3 separate regions of the Mus musculus genome follow, and all the other regions are linked to region 2. A link is a loop called in an ENCODE intact Hi-C map of the cell type or tissue named here. Cell type or tissue: left cerebral cortex. All regions are shown on one strand.

Evidence for each region. Hi-C counts contacts between places; a loop is a spot of excess contacts. Peaks named below come from ENCODE experiments on the same cell type or tissue, not always from the same donor. Only the 100,000 strongest peaks of a DNase experiment are listed, where the experiment ranks them.
Region 1: it touches region 2 in a loop (2.6-fold over the local background); 2 of 42 quality-filtered maps call a loop at or near these places.
Region 3: a loop joins it to region 2, with 2.3 times the contacts of the local background. A loop is called at or near these places in 2 of 42 quality-filtered maps.

Annotation. Positions count from the first base shown.
Region 1 is chr9:24,208,403-24,216,402 of GRCm38, forward strand. The region is part of intron 3 of Npsr1 (neuropeptide S receptor 1); the gene reads left to right. Among named protein-coding and RNA genes, the nearest start is that of Npsr1, 110 kb to the left of the region's middle. In left cerebral cortex, no CTCF peak of the experiment used is centred here; a DNase peak (open chromatin) is centred at 3,435; H3K27ac peaks cover 1,812 bases.
Region 2 is chr9:24,498,470-24,506,469 of GRCm38, forward strand. It overlaps Dpy19l1 (dpy-19-like 1 (C. elegans)), which reads right to left and starts at 4,671. Exons shown (of 23, transcript NM_001359948.1): 1 at 4,370-4,671. The coding sequence starts at 4,661. LOC115487153 (a long non-coding RNA gene) reads right to left here and starts at 4,064. Exons shown (of 2, transcript XR_003948106.1): 1 at 1-4,064. In left cerebral cortex, CTCF peaks have their summits at 1,516, 3,394, 4,785 and 6,163; DNase peaks (open chromatin) are centred at 1,438, 3,294, 4,241, 4,827 and 1 more place; H3K4me3 peaks cover 3,309 bases; H3K27ac peaks cover 1,748 bases.
Region 3 is chr9:24,222,642-24,230,641 of GRCm38, forward strand. The region is part of intron 3 of Npsr1 (neuropeptide S receptor 1); the gene reads left to right. Among named protein-coding and RNA genes, the nearest start is that of Npsr1, 130 kb to the left of the region's middle. In left cerebral cortex, no CTCF peak of the experiment used is centred here; a DNase peak (open chromatin) is centred at 3,780.

The sequences.
Region 1 (8,000 bases), 290 kb before region 2:
TTTTCCCAGCCTTTTAGTCTGAGGAAATGATTGTTCATTCCAGTTATTTTTGATGTTAGTAATGGTATTATGCTTGTGTGCTTCTTTTCTTTTGGGTTTCTTGTGAGATGATTAATTTCTTGGTTTTTCTTGGGTATAGTTTCCCCCTTGTGTTAGAGTTTTCCTTCTATTATCTTCTGTAGAGCTGGGTTAGTAGAAAGATACTGTTTAAATTTTGTTATGTCATGAGATACCTTGGTTTCTTCATCTATGGTGATTGAGAGTATTGCTGAGCATAGTAGTCTGGCCTGCCATTTATGTTCTCTTAGGGTCTGCATGCCATCTGACCAAGATGTCCTGACTTTTAGAGTCTAATAGGTCTGCATTTATATGTTATTTGGCCTTTTTTCCTTGTCACTTTTAATATTCCTTCATTGTTCTGTGTATTTAGTGTTTTGATTATTATGTAATGGGAGGAATTTCTTTTCTGGTCCAATCTATTTGACATTCCTTAGACTCTTGTATGTTTATGATCATCTCTTTCTTTAGGTTAGGGAAGTTTTCTTCTATGGTTTTGTTGAAGATGTTTCCTGGCCCTTGCATTGGGAATTTTCAATCTCTTCTATTCCTATTATTATTACATTTGGTCTTTCCATTGTGTCCTGAATCTCCTTGATGTTTTTCTTTAGGAACCTTGTGCACTTTGTATTTCCTTTGACTTTTATATTATCATATTTTATGGTATCTTCCATGCCTGAGATTCTCTCTTTTTTCTCTTGTATTCTGTTGGTAACTCCTGATCTCTTTCTTATGTTTTCCATCTCCAGGGTTGTCAACCTTTGTGATTTCTTTATTGTTTCTATTTCCATTTTTTTAGATCCTGGACAGTTTTGTTCAATTTCTTCACCTGTTTGATTTTGGTTTCCTATATTTCTTTAAGGGAGTTATTTATGTCCTCCTTAAGGTCCTCTATCATCTTCATGACGTCGGATTTTAGGTCAGAATCTTGCTCTTCAGGTGTATTAGGTACCCAAGGCTTGCTGTGGTGGGAGAACCGGGTTCTGATGGTGCCAAGTGGAATTGGTTGCTGTTGCTTAGTTATTGCACTTGCCTTTCACCACCTGGTTATCTCAGGTATTAACTGGCCTTGCTGTCTCTGACTGGGTCCTGTCCCTCCTGTGATCCTCGTTATAACAGACCTTCTGTCAGTCAATCTGTCTCTGGGTATGGGTGTGGGTGTGAGCACCTGATCTGCTTTGGAGCGCAGTTGTTAACCAAAGGATTATGTATCTCTGGCAGGTTAATGCTGATAGGGCCCCACCTCTGCTGGACCCAATGGTGGCCCCAGTTAGGCCAGGTAATAAAAGGGTGGTGTATTATCTGTAAGCCTGTAGGTGATGGATCTCCTAGAAGTCAAGCTGTCTCAGTGTGGAAGGGTGTCAAGAGCACCAACTCTGCCTCAGGCTGAGTTGTGGGTGGGCTGGAGATTGTGTTTTTATATTTATTTTTCTAGAAAGTATCTTTATCTTTCATCCATTTGTTACTTATGATTCTGATGTTTTATTTCCATATATATGTAAAAATTTTTATTTTTCTATTTTCATTGGTTTATAGATGTATTCTGATATGGTTAGAGAAAAACATTTTGTATGATTTTAATTATGAATATATATTGAGATTGTTCTTTGACCTCACATACTATTGAAGACTGTTCCATGTGCTCATAGAGAGAGTGTATGTGTTGTTGTTGAGTGGGCTGTGACATAGATGTCTGCTATTCCAGTTGATCAGAATAGTATTGCTTGTGGTTGTAGATTTTATGACGATATCTGTGCTACTGACATGCACATTTCTGGAGGTAGAAAATGAAGTTTGCAGTTGTCACTATAGAAATATTTTTGCACTTAATCCTTTTAATCTACTTTTTATATTTTGGAGCTCTGCTCCTTAATTTCTTAGGTACATACTTATTATAGCTTCTTTATGAATGACCATTTTATTATTATAGCTTCTTTATGAGTGAACATTTTACTATTATAGAATATCCACAATTAATTCTTATGATATTTGTATTAAAGTCCTTTTTTTGTTTGTTTTTTTCAAGACAGGGTTTCTCTGTGTAGACCTGGCTGTCCTGGAACTCACTCTGTAGACCAGGCTGGCTTTGAACTCTGAAACTCACCTGCCTCTGCCTCCCAAGTGCTGGGATTAAAGGCGTGCACCATCACACCCAGCTTAAAGTCTATTTTATCTGATATTAGTGCCATATGTCTTTTAACCATTATCTATGCAATTATTTTTTTCTGTCTCTTCTGTCTAGTTTAATGTCCACTCAACACAAATTAGAGTCTTTTGGGGAGAGGGATTCTATTGATAAAATGCCTCCATAAGATGAGCCTGTAGACAGACCTCTAGGAAACATTCTAAACTAGTGACTGATGTGGATGGTCCGGCCAGTTGTGGGTAGTGTCACCCCTGAGCTGGTCCTGGCTGCAGTAAGAAAGCAAGTTGTTCAAGCTGTGAGGAGCAATCAAGTAAATAACATTCATTCATGGCCTCTACATCAGTTCCTGCCTCCAAGTTCCTGTCCTTTTTGAGTTACTAGCTGTGATATACATCACTATCCTGTAAGCTAAAATAAACCATTTCTTCTACAGGTTACTTTTGGTCATCGTGTTTTGTCACTGCTATGGAAAGCCTAACTAAAACATTGCCCTTTGACTTCACACCTATTTTTGTATTTTTAATCTAAACTAACTCTCCTTTAAGAGGCATATAATTGAATACTGACTTCTCCATACCACCATCCTCTCCCTTTAAAGTGGAATAACAAGGAGAAAGAGGAAGAGGAAAAAGGAGAAGGAACAAAAAGAACAAGAACAAGAACCAGAACAAGAACAGGCTCTATCCCGCCGAAGACAGAAGAGAGGAAGATCACTAGCAAACACACAGGAATGATGGGCTTGAAAATGTGGAGAAACAACCTTCAGCGAGTGGCAGAAAGAGTAGGCTGCTTGAAATATGGCTAGCTCCAGGGGTGCCACATGTGCTAGGTGAAATGTGGCCAGATCAGAAGTGCAACGCCATTGGCTGCAGAGATTCTATTCTGGTTGAAATGTGACATGATGAGCTTCAGTGACAAAGCTGAGTTTCACTGAAGTGAATAGTATAACCTCCCTGCTATCACTGTGAAGCTTGAAGACTGTGGAACACAGTACCATACAGGCAAGCAATAGCATGGCTGTATAAGACAGGAGCTATAAGGCAGTCTCATAGGTAAATAGAACTGTTTTCAGACAGACTATTAAAACACAGGCAAAAAAAAAAAAAAAGGAGCCTGGATCTGAGTTAAAAGAGAACACCCCACAGCAAAGGTAAACACAGCCCTCCCACAACCCACCTCCACAGAACCAGGAACATTGAGGGAAGCAGCCTGGAAGCATGACTATTCAGGACAGAGAAGAGAAAGCTGCAGCTGGCAAGTGGGCGCAAAATACTAAGAGAGGCATCCCTTGTTCAGAATAGGGAAGCACCTACCAAAAGATACATCTGACACAAACATTTTTCTCAGTAGGAGGGGCATCCTGTCTAAGTTATTTGTGTTGTTGATGAATAGCCATCTTCCTACTTGCTCACACAGCTATATGAAATATAATGTGGGGAGCAGGGCAAACCACATCCCTCCCAGCTAGGAAGAAATGCTGATAGATGTTATGAATTTGACTTCATTTTCTTATATTCTCTTTGCTCTAAAATGTATTTTATGAATTCTTTGAGAATTTCTTACAATGTATATTTATCACATTCACTCCTCTCTACTCCTCCCCTTTCCAAACTCTCAACCATCCATCCTTTCCAACTTTGAGATTATTCTTCTCCTTCTGTTCCTAACTAGTCCAGTTTGTGTTGCCCAGATGGTCTTGGGATTGGAGGTGCCCTGGAATGTAGTTAACCTACCATGGGTCACATAATTAAAAAATAGAAATAGATAAATAGATAGATGGATAGATAGATAGATGGATAGATGGATGGATGGATAGAAAGAAAGAAAGAAAGAAAGAAAGAAAGAAAGAAAGAAAGAAAGAAAGAAAAACTGAACCCCCAGAAGCTATCTAATGCTAGTAACTCCTTAGCCAGTAGTGGTTTTAGTGTCCTCCTCTACTTCTCTTTGTTGAGATTTTGTCTGGATGGAGTAACCCAAATTCAATGCAAGCTGCCAAAATCACTTGGAGTTAATATACATGCATCTGCCCTGCTTGTAAATCATGGTTTATTTGATGTTATCCATAACCACTGTCTCTTACAGTCTTCCCACGCCTCCTCTTTACACCTTTGTATTTCCAATGTTTAGTTGTCCTGATACAGCCAATGCCTTGCCTTGAGATGCCTTGGTGACTACTATCTGTTCCTTTTTGCACTTACTCTCTACTTTGTCTGCTATTTATCATATTGCTAAGGAGTATGCTTTATCCTGTTTCTACTTTACTCTTTTTCCCTACTTACTCTTAGTTTCAAACTTTTTAAATATTTGTAATAATTTAATATTTTTCATAAAATAGTTTTAGAAGCTCTAAAAGTCTATAAATTATATTTTTGAGCAGTTTCCTGGCCCTCCTTTCTTGAATCATATCAGGGGCTATAATAGAAGTACAAAAGTATTTTGCTGAATGCTACAGGGCAGACCTGTTGTTTAGTCATTGTTTCTATCAGTGCCCACCTTCAATAGAGATAAGTTTCCATGAAAATTCACAAAAAATAAAGTCATGAGAATAAGGAAATGAAAACACCAGAGTATACATCCATTCCAACCCTTATCAGACTGCCGTGAATAACATGGAAACAGAGAGAAGGCTACCATGGCAGCTCCACAAGGTCTCAAATCTCTTCAAACCAGGAAAAAAGCAAAGAGGACAAACTAGCTGAAATGAATCAAAAAGAATCTAGAATTCTACTTTTCAAAGGAATGATGCATATGTAGAGGGCTAGAGAAGAGGAATGAAGGATGAAAATTAAGATGACGTCATAACCAGCCAAGAGGATGTAAAGCTTGACAATGCAAAGGAAAGACCCAAACTGAAGGAATAACTTAGCAAGGAAACCGAGACTCTGAAAAGGGAAAAAACAAAAATGTTGGAAATAAGGCAACTAAACAATCAAAAATGGAGTTGAGCCAGGCAGTGGTGGCGCATGCCTTTAATCCCAGCACTTGGGAGGCAGAGACAGGGAGATTTCTGAGTTCAAGGCCAGCCTGGTCTGCAGAGTGAGTTCCAGGACAGCCAGGGAGGGCTATACGTAGACACCCTGTCTCGGAAAAAAATAAATGGAGTTGACAGACAGACAGTATCAAAGAGAAAAAAGAGCATTTGAGATGGGAAACAAAATGGAAAAAAATACTCCACTGAGACTGCAGTAAAAAGAAACAACACATAAACATGTTCACACCACACACTCAACCAAAACCACAGAACAAAAGCAACAATGAAAACTAAAGGTGCAGAGAATACAGTTTGTTAAGTGGGTAGTGTCTGATGTCCCCCTGCCACAGGTAAACCATTCCATCTGGAAACTTGATGAGAAGTTGAAACAAAATCATACAACTTTGAGAACAGGGTCCACATTTACCCCCTCGGTTTTACAAACCACACATCTTTGAGAATAATGTCCATATTTCTTCGTCCATGCACCAGTAGTGCCACGCTTCTGTGACACCAATGATCTAGTGAGAGGGTGATGAGTGGCAATTTGGAGTGCTATAACAATCTCTTACAACAATGTGGCTGGCAGTGTCAACTTCTCCCTATGCTTTGCCTAGTTATCAGTGTTTCACTGTCTCTCATAGACCAGGCTTGCTGTTATTCATTTGTTCATTTGTTTACTTCTTTCTCCCAGCTTTTTAGTTTCTAGAAGAATAGAGCCCTGGAGTTTCCTGTTGTGCTACTTTCGGTAAATTCACTACTATGTTTTGTGAACTTCAAAAAATAGTTTAATTAATATTTTAATTAATTCTAAGAAATGTATTTTGAGGATATTCATGTCCCTCTCCCAACCCCTCCCATATTTGGCCAATCTGCCCCTCTTGTTTGTAACCCCTGAAATTTGAGTTATCTCCCTCTGCCCTGTCAAATCCACTTTTGTTGGCTAGCTACTCTTGGGAGTGGGACCTGTCCTGTAGCATGGTAGATATACCAGAGATTATAGCATTAAAGTAAATCGACTCTCCCTCTCCCAGCATCCATCAAATGCTAACAGTTTATCCATGCCCACCTCCCCTCATCTCCATCCCTGGATGCTGAAGGTTATGTCTAGCTGGACCTTATATAGGCTGTGCACATGTTATACTCACTGTGAGTTTACATGTGTACCTGGAAAACAGTGTTTCCTTTATGTTATCTACCACCTCTGACTCTTAATATCTCTCCTTTTCTTCTTCCCCAAAGATTCCTGAATTTTAGAAAAACCAATCTGATATGTTCGTTCTATTTGAGGCTGCATTATCTTTTAGTTTTATTTTATTTTATGTATGCTTGTTAATCAGTTGAAGGTGTATGTATTAATTGCTAGATAGTTACTCTATAAAGAAACTTCTTTGATGAGAGTTAAGAGGTGAGCTGATCCATTTATATAGCAATAAGTCATTAGGAATCATTCTAATGTTATGCCCATCTGGTGAAATAATGGTATTGGATTCTCCTGTAGGGTCTAATTCTATTTAGCCACAGGTTCTTGAATATGTTACCAGTTCCAGGTATGGATTCTAGCTCATGGAGTTGGCTAGATCCAATCAGAAAGTGGTTGGTTAATCTAATAACATTTGTGTCACTCTTGTGCCAAGGGCTCAGTCACAATCTTGTCGGGCCAGTAGTTATTGTAGATTGCTGGGCCAGTAGTTATTGTAGATTGCTGAGTCTATAGTTGGGTGAAAGTGGTAATTACTTTGTCCCATCTCTGGTAACCCTGAAAACTAGCCAGTACAGATGAATGAGTCCCAGGTGTGTACCACTTTGATTTCCCTATATTCACCACCTATATGTGGTGTCTTCCATTATGGAGTCTTCTTCAGTTGCATGATTTTGCACTTTTTTCAATTCTTTGATAATGCAAGCATGTAGAGATTATAAATAGCCTCAAAGATCATTTGGTCTCAACTCAGTAGTGTTAATGGGTTACTTTTATTACCACCTCATTTTGATTCCATTCTTATCTCTTTTGCTATATTTGATCAATTTTGGTTTGTTTGTTTGTTTGTTTGTTTGTTTTATAAATCTAAGATATCTAAAACTTATGTAAACCCATTAATTCATCTGAAATCAAAGAAGAATGCATTTTTGTCCATATATCTGCTTTGAAAGTTTTCATTGGCTTCTCTTTTTTTTAATTAATTTATTCACTTTACATCCCAATCATGCACCCCCATCCCTCCTCTCTCCCAATCCCAGTCTTACAAATCCTTCCCCGACTACCCTTCTCCTTTCTCCTTAGAGAAGGGGAATCCCTTGGGTGCCACCCCACCCTGGGACAACCAGCTGCAGCAGGACTAAGTGCATCCTCTCCCACTGAGGTCCAACCAGGCAATCCAGTTACTGAAAAGGAATCCAGTAGCAGGCAACTGAGTCAGAGGCAGTCTCTGCTCCAGTTATTATGGGACTCACATGAAGACCACACAGCACATCTGCTACAAAAGTGTAGGATGTCTAGGTCTAACCTCTGCATGCTTTTTAGTTGGTGGTTCAGTCTTTGTTATTTACATGTTTTTATTTTTAAATTTCAAATTCACTAAGATTGTTGACTTGTATTTTTGTTATTTTTCTAAGTTAATTGCCAACCGTGAATATTTTAAATTAAAACTAGTCTCTGCTTAAGCACTAATAATAGGTACTGTTGCAGATTTGCAAAGTACTGTTTTGCCTAAAATTTGTTTACAGTGTAGATCAAATTGTCTCCAATCTTACTAATTTTTCAGCCTACTCAAAATATAATTTCTGTTTACTTCTTCTAGTTCCATTAATTTTTATTTACCAGGC
Region 2 (8,000 bases):
CTGATTTGAGCTTTTGAAACCCTAAACCCCATCCTCAATGATATATTTCCTCCAACAAGACCACACCTACTTCAGCAAGGCCTCTCCTCCTAATCCCTCTAAAGCAGTGCCACTCCCTAAAGATTCATGCCACTCCCATGCATTTTCATTTAACTATGTGAGGCCATCGGGGCCATTTTTACTCAAACCACTAGTTACTTTTAACAATTTTTACAAATGGCATCTTATATTACAGCCCTGGACTGCTAGCATGTTTTGTGTACATGTTCAATACACACTTTTCTCACTTTCACCCTGAAACAGAGCCCTCTCCAACTACCAGAACTTTTCCTCCTTCTTTTAATAAGGTGGAGGACATAGGTAGGTGTAAGAAAGATGAGTCTCATTCAGGCAACTGCAACCAATAGTCCCCACTCTGAGGAAACAATAAAGATTATGGGAACTGTAGCAACTGCATAGTTCTTGTGCCTATTTCAACAAAGAGGGCAGAGCAGAGCAGAAGGCTCAGTGGAAGCCAGACAACCTGAGTTCTAGTCCAGACATTCACACAGTAAGAAAGAACTGATACCTGCAAGCTATCCTGACACACAAGCACTGTGACAAACACACACACACACACACACACACACACATATGCACACACACACACATGCACACACATACATATATGCACATATACACACACATACATATACACACACATACATTTATACATGCACATACACATGCACATATACACACATGCATGCATGTGTGTGGGTGTGCACACACAGTAAATAAATGAAAAATAAATAAATAAAAGTTGGGGTATACAGTTTCAGTAGACTTCAGCCATGAAAATTCCATTTCCCAGGGATACTCATGTGCTTCAAAAAGCTCAGAGATACAGGACTTACTTAACATGCATGAAGCCCCAAAGTCAATTCCCAGCACCAAAAACTAAGCACTATTACGGGGGGCGGGAAAAAAAACCTATTACAACACTTCCCCCATTGCCATATTCACACCCCTAGATACACAATTAAGTCATCTGATATGTGGTTCATTTTAAGGGTTCAGATAGCTCCAGTATACAGCTCAGGTTAAGAAATGCTGGCCTAATGCAAATCTCTCATCTTACACATTTTCTAAACTAAATGTTAAAAGGCTAAATTCTTGGCTCGGAAGCCCAACAAATTTGAAGCAGGCATGGGAAGAGAGGCATGGCCTGTACAGAAGTCCTAGTTTCATTTCTCTTGCTGTTGTGAAATATCCTGACAAAAAGCAACACGGGAGAGGGGACGGTTCCCTTGGCTTGAAATCCCAGGTTACAGCCCATTACTGCGGGGAAGGCAGCTAAGAGCAAGGGCATCACACTCACAGAGGAGCACAGAGAACAGAAGCAAGGCATTCATCTTCGCTTACTTGTTCTCACCCAGCTTCCTCCTCTCTCCCTGCCTAGGGAGTGGAATGGCACAGCAAACAACTGCCTGGGTCTTCTTCCCTCAGTCAACAGTAAAGACAACCTCCTACTGGCCAAGAGATAGATAGTCCCTATGACTCTCTTCCCAGGTAATTCTAAAGCAGTGTCAAATTGACAGCTAAAATTAACCAGCACAGAGGGAAAGAAGAAAAAAGAACTTATTGAAAGACAATATGAACTGGAACCATGCTGATAACTGTCTATCATTTCTTGGCCTTGACCCCAGTCCCAGGAGGTTGACTCTACAGCCTGTTTCAGTAGCCTCCAAGGTCACTACAAGCAGGAGACCAGAGTGTGGAAAGGCTGTGTAACTCCTCTTGGGCTCCCTCAAGCGCAGCTGAGCACACATCTTGACAGAGCCAGTTCTCCACACCTCACTCTTCTCCAGTAGTAGAGCCTTACTGTCCACGGCCTTAACACCCTTTGTAGGTTTCTCAACCTTGTTCTTACCTCTGAAGATAGCTCAATTATTAGTGCTTCTTGCCTCAACACAGAAATCTATACAGACATATCTATGGGCTAAGATGAGCTTCCTATGGTGGGAGCAGGTTAGAGGCAATGTATATTATTTTCTGTGGTCAGGAAAGTTTGAAAAACATTTTCAAGGTTCTTCTTCCGCCACTGTCTCCTGTAGCTGGGAGCAAGTGAACTGAAACTACTAAAAATAAACAATTTGAGCCTCTTTAATCATCACCATTAAGTAAGTAGCAATGTTCACATATAAGAAAATCAAACGTACTTATTAAAACAGGTAATGCTCATCACTGCCCAACAATGGAAGAGCTACATTGGCAAGTGACTTATCAGTGCCCAGCACACATGAAGAAAAGCTCTAACCAGTTCTAACATGTGCTGCTGTAATGGCACTCCAAGTTAGGAAATTTATTATAAAATACGAATAAAGCCATTTTATCACAGCTTAATATGTAGTTTTTAGAGTTGAGCAGCTATAAGTAATTCAAGCAACAAGTGACTAGCAAAACCTCTCACCATGTTAAGACCAAGGAGTTATTTTAAAAGTTCCACCCTGAGATGCAACTCTCACACACACCGGGGGATGAAATCAATCGGAGGAAATGTAGTTAGTTACACAGCCTACAAAAACATGGAAATTGCTGACCCTCTGCAGGGTCAGTGGCTTTCTGAGCTTCCACAACATGGTGGTACAAAAGAAATCACTATGGATACCGGCCTTGAGAGTACAGGGCCAGAACTGACCCAAGGACACCAGATCCTGATCCTTCAGCAGAGCCTTCATTCTCTCCAGGTGCTGTGTGGTCTCACAGCAGATGGCCAAGCGAGAAGACAGAGACTGTGGTGTTCCTCCTAACTCCCACCCTTGGTGACCTCTATCCAGGGTACACCTAAGACTACGGCCTGCCACATTCACTGTACTTCCACTCACAAAGTCAAAAAGAGCAAGTCAAGAGAAATGCTGCCCACCTGCATTGAACAAAACAGTATTTCTGCAAGGGCATTAGTAAACCCAAATATAAGCCATCCAGTATAAGCAAACCCAAAGGAACTGTACCACAAAACATGAAAAGAACAGGACCCTTTAAAATCTATTATTGTCTCTCCCTAAAATAAACAGTGTCATCCCTTACTCTACTACAGTTGCTGTTTGTACTAGCCGTTCACAAACGCTGGAGCTTTCTTCTGCCGTGGGATCAGAAATCAGGATTATGCATTTGCTTTTACATAGGAACTGATGCTGTAAAATGCTTTGGGTACAAACATGCATCACCCAAGGAGTTGGTATTGCTCTTCAGGACATCCCTGGGTAAGCAGGGCATGGGATAACTCCATATAACACAGAAGGAAGGCCCTCAAAGTGAGACTTAAACCAAAATCAAGCACTCTGCACCAGTGCTGAGTGCCTTCAACCTCAGCCACTGTACCACGCTGCCTCCCCAAGGTGGATTTAACCTGTACACTTGCCATGTTCTCAAGCTAGCTGCTGAAGGAGGGAATGATGAAAATAATGAATTTGCCAAATCTTGACCCAAGTATTTAAAAAAAAAAAATCCTAGTAACGATGCCAGCCTTCTTGAACCCACAAACACACAGCCATGACTGGCTTTCAATAACTATACAGCTGCAGAAGAGGCTGGCCCCACAGGAAGGCTGATTTTGCTGTATTGTCTGTCTAAACCCCAAACTTCAAGCACCCCAAACTCTTAGAGGTCATTAAGCAACAGGGAAAAGATAGTAAGAAAATATCACTACATAATTCAACAACTAAATCCCATCGTGGCAAAAATATCACAGAATCCTTATGAAGGGCTTGTTAAAATTAGGCCTATTAATCCAACTTCTATAAACTTGCCTTATCCGACAAAGTCACAGAAAACGAACCCAGAAGATAGTCCACACGTAAATGCCTCAACTTTATTTCTTCTAGGCACAAGTTACATCCCATCCATTTGGTGCATGGAAGAAGGTAAAGAGATGCCAGCAGGCAAGGTTAAAGCTTGGGCATCCAAAACACGACGCAGCCTGAAAAGTGACAGAACCACGAAGTGCCACCCTCAGTGTTTGCGGCCAAGAAGGGAAAAAGCACGCTAAAATTTAATTATAAGTTTGGCAACTTTCTAAGTCAGGAAACCTGGGTATTTCGAGCTCCAGGAATCGCTCGCATCACCAAGCAAACCATCCTCCGAAGTAGCGGCTGGGCCAGGGGTAAAGAGTGGACTGTGGATGCAGGCAGAATCCAGTCTCCTCGGCGCGGACCAGCCCGCCCGCGGCCAGCCGAGCAGCTGTTGATCTCGGGGCCATGTTTTTAAAAGCCCGGGCGGACCGCGGGGCAGAGGATGTGTGGAGCTGAGCCCCGGAAGGAGCGGGGAGGAGTAGGGAGGAGGCAGGAGCGTCCCGGGAAAAGTCAGAGAGGGCTGCTAACTGGCTCACCTAGCAGCAGCGTGCTCCAGGTCCGGCCGCGCCCGCGCCGCAGGCCCAGCGCCCAGTGCAGCCCGGCCGCCAGGCGGCCCGCGAGGCCGTCCGGGGCGGGCGCGGCGGTCCCTGCGCGGGGTCCCTTCCTGCCCGCCGCGCCCCTGCGCCCCGGCGACGGCGGCGTGCGCTCCGACCCCAGCTCCCCGGCGTCCACCTCGGATGCCCCGCTCAGTGGCGGCGGCGACGAGCGGGCCGACCGGGGCGGCCTGGGAGCCGCGTCCCGGTGCTTGCTCCGCGCCTGCAGGACCATCTTGGCATAGTCGCGCCCGCTAGCTGCGCGCGCCCGGACGGCGGCCGGGATCCGCGGACTGGCGGTCGCTCACTCTGGCCGGCGAGGGCGGGCCGGGAGGCGGGGACAGCGCGGGCCGTGTGGCCGCTGCCTACCGCGTGGCGGCCGAGAGGCGGCGCCGGACTCCCGCGCCTCCGCCGTTGCCGCTCTCGGGTTGCCAGGGCGACAACGGAACGCCGCGGGGCGGAGGCGGGGACAAACTGCGAGCGGCGCGGCCCCGCCCCTCCGGCGCGCGCGCCCGGGCGCGCTCCAGCGGCCAAGCGCGCACGCGCGGGCTACCAGCGGGGCGGGACCGGCGGCCAGGGGAGTAGCGTGGACGACCTCCCGGAAGCGGCAGTGCGCCCTCGGGAACCGGGGATCTGGCTGTGAGGCGGCGTGGCGCGGGGCGGGAACCTAGTGGCCACGGAACGGCGCCGTGGGTACACTCCGGGGTTTCTGTGCATTAGGCTTGTGCAAGAAACTAACGGGGTAAAAGTGTGACCTCGCCACTCAGAACAGCCAGGTTTCTGGTTCAAGGATGAGAAGCAGGGAGTGGACCGAGTATTCAAATAAGTGTCCGGTAGGTCGGAGCGAGGATGTAATCTGAAGGCCTGGGTAGGAACCCAAACTCAAGTCATAAATGAAAAGGGCCTGTCAGGGAAGGTTATCCACGTGTTACTTTTACCTCATGTATACTGAAAGTATGGAAACCGGCTAAAAGATGTGACACTTGAAAACGAATTTTCTCATAGCAGGATGTAGGAGTTAATGAAGAAGCCCAGGGAAAGAAAAAAGAAAAAAAAAAAAAAAGAATATGTTCCAAGTTAACCTTCCTTGCCTCCAGCCCATTGCTATTTGCACAAAGCCTTGGAGAATTGCAGCAGCGAGACTTATTTCTTGGCTCCTGTCCAAATGAGCTTGTTCCAAAAAGTCTGGATGCTGGAAATCAAGGCACATCGTTTCACTTTTCTCCACAGTAATTACAGGGGTTTCAGGAGGCTCTGGCTTCTATTGCTCACGACTTTATTAATATGAGCATTCATTAACTCAGGCACAAAGAATGGATTTTGTTAAAGGACTCACCGCTATATTACACTTTGTAAGTTTCCTGAGTTTGATTATTAAGTTATGTATTGAAAACAAGGAACAACTGTTTAAGACACCTCTATTTAAAAAAATGATTGACAGTGTCATACAGGGGCTTATATTGTGAAATAAGGTATCAGGTTGATAGAGTGTTATTTCTAGGGTTGATACTAAATTTATAACCTACCAGATTAAAAGAAATTTACTTCAGTGTCTGCCAAAGACAATAACAGTAATTTCATCACTAGCATACTTATTAATTAGAAGACACACGGAGCTACAGTATTGGATTGCTTGTCCCTGAGATGTGGGGCATGCTTCCCAATCAGTTTTTCCATGGAGTGTCACTGGTTATATCACCCACAATCCAGGGCAGTCCTTGGGCCCACCAGTAGTTGGCTAACACACAAAAAAACGAACTCTGTGGTTATGTTGTTTGTGGAGTTTTTGTTTTACTTTGACATTTTTGTTGTTGTTGTACTGATCTTTTGCTTGTTCCAGGTTTCATTTTTGTGCTTTTGAGTGGTATTTTAAAAAGATTTGGGAGGTAAGAAGTTGAATGATAGGGAGGTTCTGGGAAAAATTAGGGAGAGGAAAAATGATCAAAATATACTGTATGAGAAAAATTAAAAGTGTGTACAAAAAGAAAAAAGTTTCCTAGTGCTTTCTGGGCTCTGTGGGGGAAAACTTGTGGTGGGGGAGGGGCGACTGATTAATTGGTACAATTCTGTTAGATGATTTTCTTGTTCAGTAAATGAATGGATGAGTACAGGAAACAGCATAATCAAACATGATGTTCCTAGCTCTTGAACATTCTCCACATGACCTGAGTTTCTGGAAGAAACCAAATCTCTCTAGTAGTCATCTTTAGCTGCAGCTTTGACCCAAGCTCAGAACATGGCTGAAAATTTGCTCAGTTGACTTAGAAAAGGACTACTTATGGGTGGGGCAGACCCGGTAGATCTTAATTCCTCTCCTGTGATGCACCCTCAGGAAACCTCAAGTAAGGGAAGTGTGAACTGTGGGGGTAGGGGGATGGTGCTTGGTTTGAGTTTTGGGTTTTGTTTTTTGGTTTCATTTTTTGTTTCTTCTAGACCCAGGTTGGAATCCCTGCTCTGATGCCTGGCACGACTCTCCTCTTCACACCCTTCACCTTTTGAATCTCCGTTTCCCCCTCTCTGGGATAAGAAGAATTTTTATTTAGAATTGAGCCAAGAGATGGCTCACAAGCGGAGGCAGGAAATCAAGAGCCACCCTAGACTTTAATGGTCCTCGACTCCTTGGGTGTCAGGTTTCTCAGATCTGACCTGAATCACTCACTGACCCTGCTTCCAACAGGTGCTTTACAAAGTAATATCCATTTCATGAATCACTAAGCCTAGATACAATAGCAGGCCACTCCTGGTGCCCTGCTCCTCAGAGGGAGGATGTTTTGCTCTGGGAAGTGGTAGAACTGAAAATGGAGTCTTTAGAGAATATGCCAGACTTGATTTAACCTTTAAAACTCTAGAAGATCTGGAATACAGTTTATTTGTCTCTGTATTATTAGACCAGTGCCTACCACATAGTGATTGATATTTTTTTAAAAACTGACAAACTAAAAGCTACTTCTTAATTAATAAAAAATTATGTTGGGCTAAAGAGATGGCTCAGAGGTTAAGAGCACTGACTGCCCCTCCACAGATCCTTAGTTCAATTCCCAGCAACGATATGGTGGCTCACATCCTTTTGTAATGGAATCTGATGCCCTCTTCTGGTGTGTCCAAAGACAGTGACCATGTACTCATACAAATGAAATAAATCTTTAAAAAGTTATATGTGCACACTCACATGAATTAAGACAAGGCTACAATGACTTTAAATTAAGTATTGGCATATATGACTTTAAATTTAGTATGCTTTCTATGCTTTAATGGTATACCAGAAAGATAATTCCTACTGCGATGCTATAGAATACTAGCCTGAGACAAAGAATCTAAGCCAGGAATCAAAAAGAACTACTACTACTCAAGAAATGTTCCAAGGCTGATTCCTGAACAAAACACCAATCCAATTCTCACTATAAAACTATACTTTGCCCATGGATGTGTTGAAGACACTTTGTGTGCACCTATAAGAATAAGTGGTAGATGATATAAAGATGAAGTAGACATAGAATGAAGATTAAAAGTATTAAATCGTAAAGCAAGACAAGTAATCCAGAAAGGTAAAACTTAGTAATGAGTAATGAAGAAA
Region 3 (8,000 bases), 280 kb before region 2:
TAGGAATGAACCCTCTGTATTTTTAGGTTTTATTATTTTACTGAAGCATGAAGTCTAATTTTATAGATACATTGTTTGTAAGTGCAGCACACCCTGATAGTAGCAGCCAGGAAGCAGCATGGTTACATTCTCTCAATCCTAATCTCATCTAATCCAGCATGGTTTGGTCATTGGAACCTGAATAGGGGTGGTGGGGAGATAAAGAAAGAATGGACACACAGATGCATGTGCAGAAAAGTTGGGGTCAGATGTTCTATCCTTTCTCTGATGGTGTCATGCAAACTACCTCCACAACCCAGAAGCTTAGCTTAGTGTGTTCATTAAGTACAAGATAGGATAGGAGGATTTAGCTAGTCTGTAAGAGATTTCTGTAGGTGAGCAGTCTCAGACTACAAACATCTTGAAGAAGGAAGCTGTTCTTCCTAGGTTTTGCACACAGTTGTCAGCTGTTCTTAAACACTAGTACCTGAACCAGAAGGAAGCTTTGCCTTTCTGAGCCTGACCCAGGGGAAAGACTGCCAGTTTCCCATGGATTGGAGGCCTTGGTTTTTGGGTCATGTCATATCAGTAATATACATCTGCTCAGGGACTACATCCACTTTTTACGTATTCATTCAATGTTTCCTCCATTTCCCACATTCTCCATCAATACTGACCACCAACCCTGAACCATCAAAGGTGACATATGCAGTTCAGACAACCTCATTCCTTTTCGACTGCATATAAATGGAATTCTGTAGTCTGTGTCCTTTTACATCTGGCTTCTTTGGCTCATCAGGGTGTTCATAACATCCAATATTGCTGCTGTACTGGCTACAATTTGTTGTCCTTCTTAAGTGGTGCTCCAGCATGACTTTGTAACAAGTAAAATATCTATGCTGCTAATGAGGATCCCTGGATCCTTTCCAGGCTAGGGTTGTTCTGAGCCACAAGCATTCCCAGACATGTTTTCTGTGACACTGTTTGTGATTTCTGATTTAAATTTTGTACATTGTGCATAAATTATGTTTAAAAAATTGTAAAGATGTTTTCCAGGCTTTTTTTTTTAGGTATGATATTAGTGCATCCCTGGATGCCTTGAAACTTGCTATGTAGACCAGACTGAGCTTGAGCTCAGAAAGATCCTCAGGACTTTTTGATTCAGGTAAGAGGCTTAGCCTCTTAGATGCTGACAAGTAGGCAGAAAACAAACAAACAAAAATGCACAAAGGTATGATGTTTGTTAATATTTACCGAATCATCACAAAGCCAATACGTGGGAGGGAAAGCAGAATTCTACAAATCACCCAAAGCCATAGACTTGCTCATTACTCGCATTGTAGATCTATGGAAACTGAAACCGCAATGTGAGGCTCTCTCACTCAAAGTGGCAGGGATAGCTCCTGGAAAGCCACATGGCAATGCATGCTTGACTCAGAGCTCATGCACTCAGCCTCTAACCGCACACTGGTTAGACAGGCTGGAACTCGGGGGGCCTGTCAAGCAAGGGAAAGAGGAGCTGAGATTGCAACAGCTAGTTTAGCCCAGCATCAGGGACTGTCATTTTCCTTCCCTCATGCCCTAATTAATCAAATCCTCTCGAACATGAAAGGGAGTGAGATTGGATTTTTGATAAGATGAATGAAAGAAATCAGTTCCCATCTGGAGCCTTGAAAACGCTCCTGTTTAAGCCAACAGGGAACACTTCAGTGCAACCTGCAAGGTAATTTTCTAATTTCCCAAGGAGGCTAGAAGATTTGGCTATGTCAAGACCAATCTAGATTCACAAGCCTTTGAGAATAGCTGAACAATCAGGGTCAAAGGTCTACAGTAAAAGTATGACAACTTCTGTTTTGTAAAAATCTAACTATGAAATGATAAATGATCTCATTCCCTCTACCTAATTGAGCTAATATAGCCAGAAAAGTCGTGGTCCATATGTAAGTGAACAAGCCTGGTTATGGATCAATAAAACTTTATTGTGGAAATTAGCATCTGAGTTTCTTATAGTTTCCATGTGCTCAGAAATGTATTTATCGTTATTATTTTATATTTTTGCCAATGAAACATTCAAGAGCCATGCTTAATTTGAAAGCAACACACACACACACACACACACACACACATACAATGTGAAGAAAGCAGAAACCTGAGTTTTGACCCTAGCTTTGCCATTTGCTCTGTGGCTTTACATTTTTTAAAATTATATAGATTGATTGGTTGATTTATTGATTTGAGGAGAGCATACACACACCACAGCATATGTGTGGGAGTTAGAGGACAACTTGCAGAAGTCACCTCTCTCCTTCCACCATGTGGGATTTAGGATGTCGCTCCAGTTACTAGGTTTCCAGGCAGGGCCTTTACCGACTAAGCCAACTATACTGGCCCTTCTGTGGATTTTTACGGATGTTTAAATAATCCAAGCTTCAGTTCTTTTCTGTGTAAATGGCCACAGCAGGTGCTATGTATTTAGAACCTTTTTTTGTGGCTGGCATGGAGCGGAGTACTTTATATGCTTGCCTCAAATTATCCTCATAATGAGCACAGGAGGCTAAGGGGCTCGGAATGTAGGCCAGGAAAAGAGGAGGCATTTAGCGGGGCTGAAGCCCTGACTTCAATATTCAGTGCAACACCGAGGAAAAAAAAATCATGAGAAGCTGAAATAGCTATGTTTCTTTTTTGGATAGCTACAGTGATGAAAAGAGAATCTGTGGCCTCATCTGGCCTTTGCCGTTTCTTGACATTGATGCTTCTGCTGTGGAACATGGTGGCTCATAGGGTACGATGGTTAAAGGGACCCTTGTTTTGGAGGCTGGTTTTTTGTCCTGTTCTACCCATCTGGCCTACTCCTTGATAAAGATAAGTGAATGTCACTTGTAGAGAAGAACCTCATAAGAGATATGACAATAAGCAAGACTTTCTGAGGAGATAATTCACAGTGTCTCTCTTACATGTCATTCCTAGTTTTGAAGCTCACCACTTCTCTTGTTTTTGAAATGTCCTCCAGTTTCCCCCTTCTCGGCTAGATACAGTTTTCTCTCTCCATTAACTAGTGAGTCAACAGTAGACCTAGCACCCCAGTGTTGTTCTGACCCCATGGTTTGGTTCAGCTGCTCTCCTGTCTGTATAGGTCCCTGACTTCTGACGTCCCTGCTGAACTTGAACTCCATTCTCCATGCTGTACAGACAATACACATCTGTCCTCAAATGGAGTAAAGTCCCTCAGATACGTGCAGAAAATGTGCATCCTCTGCACCTCAGTCTGCTTTTCAGTCATTGTTCAAAGCCCCTGGGTAAGCAGGCTAGAGCAGTCATAAAGAGAAAGCCTGGCACATGGAGCCCTCCTGGATGGTTTTGAGCAACCATCTCTCTGAATCAAGCAGCTGCAAGTTAGTCTATGCAGCAGGTTCCCCTGCTGTGAAGTGAGACCTAAACTAACCTTGGAGGGCTTGGGTAGCAATTAAATTATTTCTTCTAATTCTGATTTTTTAAGTGATGCCAAATATTTAGTGGTATAGGTTCCCAGTGTTGTGATTATTGTTAATGTTGTCAGTCTATGTGGACCCTAGACCTTCTCTTCGCCAGAGAGTATGAAGGTGCAGTGTCTTGTGGGAGTAGTTATCGCATCATATTCCAAGGCACTCTAACTAACAATGAACATACCCTGAATGAAAGGAATAACTGAACAGCTCTAAACCCTCTTTCCAATATAATGTTACCTTTTCTTTTAATAGAACATTGCCCACATCTTCAGTACTGTGAAAAATGTAGAAGTGCTGACGCTTGCCAGCTTCCCCTGTTTGGGCATTGATGTCATGCATCCTCCCAAGCAGGAAAGTTTTGGTTGTCAGTTTAGCGTTTTGATATAATTTCAGGATTATGGAAAGCTCCAGTTGCCGTCTTCCTCTATCCTTACATGCTAGATTCTCACTCTGCTTCACAACATCAATGACTTTGATAGAGCAGGTTAGGAGTCGTGTTAGACTGGCTGCTGATTAGATTTGAGTGGTGGACTTTTAAGAGGGATGCCAAATGTCTCTGCACTGTTACTAGTCACATTACTGTCAGGCTTTTCTGCTGTAAACATACTGTCTTCCATTTGCAATTAGCACAAGTTATGAAATTGTATAATTAGTTGGTAACTCAAACTTTCACTCAGCTCTTGGCATGCAAAATCAATGCTGGAAAGATTTCCACGTTCTGATTTGCTCCTAATATCATTCCTTCTGTGTGTTTATTATTTGGCTTATTGAGAATAAGAAAGGATTTTCCATTCTTCCATTGATACACTTTTATCAGTATGGGACCACTGATTCTTATTTTCTTCAACACATTATAATTTGTTACTATCATTTTATTTTGGGCACAAATTGCCAATTGATCCCGGAGAACACTACAATTTGACTCCCATTCCTATTGAAATGTTTTTAAAGCATCCTTTGGGAAATTCCTTACATTCCAGCACTACAGGGTCTCGGGCCTAATTTGTACCTTTTTTTTTTTTTTTTTTTTTTGCAGCCTAGTCCTGGAGTCATCCACTGCTACAAAGTCATGTACATCAGTACAAGTTTGAATGAAAGGACCACAGGTAGAAACATAACTGCTAGAAATTAGGACTATTCTAGGGATGTTGGGTCATAGTCTCAATTGACCTCTAGATAGTTTTCATGGGCCTTAATTGGATAGTATCCACATGAGTAGAAAATTGGAAGTTATCATAAAGATAGAGATGAGGAGGCTGCTGCTGACATTTAGTAAGTGAGGTCAGCAATGGCAAATGTCTTGCAATGCACAGAACCATCTAGCCTAACAGAGAACTGCCCTGCAAACTGCATCCCCACTAATTAATGGTACTCCAGTTCCTAGACCACTCACTACAATTAATCTCTCTTGTGTTGTACTCTTGTGGGAACTTGTTTCATTCTTTTCACCTCATCCATTGACTAAACCACTATTTTATTCTTCTATTTAGTATCAAATAAATTAAGTCCATTGCCATGTAGTCTAAGAAATAAAAGATGTCATCATCGTAGGTTGGGTTTAAAAAAGACTCTACTTTCCATTTACCATTTACTTTTCAGAAGAACCTCTTCTACAATTTGCCTAGGAGACCAAGACTTCCGGCAAGACATGCCCTCTCCTCATACAGTATGTGTGGTAATCTGTCCAGTGCTTGGCCCTGTTCATTGCATCAGTGCTGTAACAAACATCTAAGTTTTATGTGCTGAGCACTTTCCTAAGCACCTTACATGCATTATCTCATTTAACCTCTGTAGTAGCCCAATAAATCAAGTGGTTTTATTACACACTTGTACAAAGGATGTAGGCTTTAGCAACACACACAGAAACTGTAGAGCGCTACCGTGACAACGCCAGCATTCAAAACCCCACAGGCAAATGCCACTCTGCATATTTGGCTCATTCATGTGAGGACATTTTCAGTGAAATGAAAAATATAAAATCAAATAGATGTGTCACAAAAAATCTTTACCACAGAGGAATAAATCAAAGAACTGAATTAGGCTTTCAGGCCCTGCAAAGTCAATGTGGGAAGGCCATATTTCATTCTGTGGTTTCCTGGTGGCTTAAATTAAGGTCAAAATTAATCAGAATAAAGGTTTCCTCTTGTCTTGAGGGAAGTGCACAGTGAGATGTCTCCTGATAATATTGATTCTATGGAGCTCTTCTACAGCAGTCACCGAAGCAATGCTACACCATCAATACAGTAGGTAAGTCAGTAGCACTAACACACCTTCACAGAAACCAGAAGCATTGCTCGGCCCAAGGCACAGGCTCCATGGTCAACACCTGTGCATAGCTAGGCTTATGACATAGTATTCCCTAGCATTATGGTGGTAACATTCTTAGTGCTTTGAATTTTGAATAAATAGATATGTGCTATGATCTTAGTTTATGCATCAAAAACATAAGAGTATAAGAGGCCAAACCTAGAATGACCTCACTCCTTCCTGCCTTATCTCCTGGTGAGTACTGTATTCTCTTTTTATATACTGTTATTGAAAATAGAGCTTTTCTAATATGTCCTGATTATGGTTTCCCCTCTCTCTACTTCTCCAAATTCCTCCCCACTTCTCCTGCCATCCAGATCTATCCCTGTATGTCTCCCTTTAGAAATAGTCAGAATTCTAAGGTAATATAAAATATACTATAACATAATATAATATATTATAACATATAAAAGAAAGAACAAAAACTAACACATCGGAGTAGAACAAAACAAACAGAAGGAAAAGAGCCCACAAAAAGTCACAAGAAACAGATATATATGCAGAGACCCAGTCACCTGCACAGTCAGAAATCCCATAAAAACACTAAACCGGAAGCTAAAGTTATACACAAAGGACCTGGAGAGCATAAATAAATAAATAAATAAATAACAATATATGACAATATATAATAAAAATAGTATTTTTTAAAAGCCTTGACAAAAAATTATGAGGCAAAGAACCTCCAAAGATGCTGTTGAATTCATTTTCTGCTGGTCACCTATGGCTGAGTATGCAGTCTACCTTTAAGGAATACTTTGCTTCTTGACCTTCATATGGTCTGTGAATTGTATCTTGGATATTCCACACTTTTGGGCTAATATCCTCTTATCAGTGAGTACATATCATATGTGTTCTTTCGTGTGAGCCTGAGTACAAGAGACTTTCCATGGAGATCTCTGGCCAGGCCTGGTGTGAGGGTTCCAGCGACGGGAAGAGAGTGTGGTCAGGGAGGCGAAGTCTTTGCGGAGCCAAGCCGCTCTGCACTCAGGCTGGGCCGAGAGGCCAACTATCCAATGAGGAGTGCGGCAGAGCCTCAGGCAAAGCCTCAGGCTTCCGGAGAGGAGATCTCTTCCCAAGTGTTACAGCTCTTGGAACAAAAGGCTCAGATGGCAGAGTAGTTCTCACACACCTTTAATTTCCTGGATAGTATTTATATACAGTTTTGGGGGTGATTCAGGATTGACAGCAGGTACCTCTCATTGGCTTGGACTGAAAGTTTGGGAGAAACCTTATTTGCATGTGGGAAGGCTTGGTGCTGCTCCTACAAGACAGATAGCTAGCTACATACCTCTCCTGCGGCAGCAGCGGTGGTGGAGGTGGTGGTGGAGGTGGTGGTGGTGGTGGTGGAGGTGGTGGTGGGTGGTGGGAGTTTAACTTCCACAGGAGCCAGGGGCCCAGGAGACATGATCAAACATGTTCTGTTCCATATAGGTGGAAATCACCACCCATTGGGTCCCCGCGGTTCCAGACCTTTGGTCAACTAGAGACCAGGCTGTCTGTGAGCAGCCCTCTGCCCCACACTTTTGTGAATGAGTTACCTCACTCAGGATGATATTTTTATGTTCCATCCATTTGCCTGCAAATTTCATGAAGTCATTGTTTTTAATAGCTGAGTAGTATTCCATTGTGTAAATGTGCCACATTTTCTGTATCCATTCTTCTGTTGAAGAACATCTGGGTTCTTTCCAACTTTTGGCTATTATAAATATGGCTGCTATGAACATAGCAGAGCAAGTGTTCTTTCTATGGAACATCTTCTGCATGCATGCTTTGGAATGCTATAGCTGGGTTCTCAGGTAGTACTATGTCCAGTTTTCTGAGGAATCACCAGACTGATTTCCAGAGTGGTTGTACCAGCTTGAAGTCCAACCAGCAATGGAGGAGTGTTCCTCTTTCTCCAAATTCTCACCAGCATCTGCTATCACCTGAAGGTTTTTTTTTTTTTTTAATCTTAACCTTTCTGACTGGTATGAAGTAGAATCTCAGAGTAGTTTTGATTTGCATTTCCCTGATGACTAAGGATGTTGAACATTTCTTTAGGTACTTCTTGGCCATTCAAATTTCCTCAAATTTCAGTTGAGAATTCTCTGTTTAGCTTTGTTCCCCATTTTTAATATGGTTATTTGGTTCTCTGGAGTCTAATTTCTTGATTTCTTTGTATATATTGGATATTAGACCTCTATTAGATGTAGGATTGGTAAAGATCTTTTCCCAATCTGCTGGTTGCTG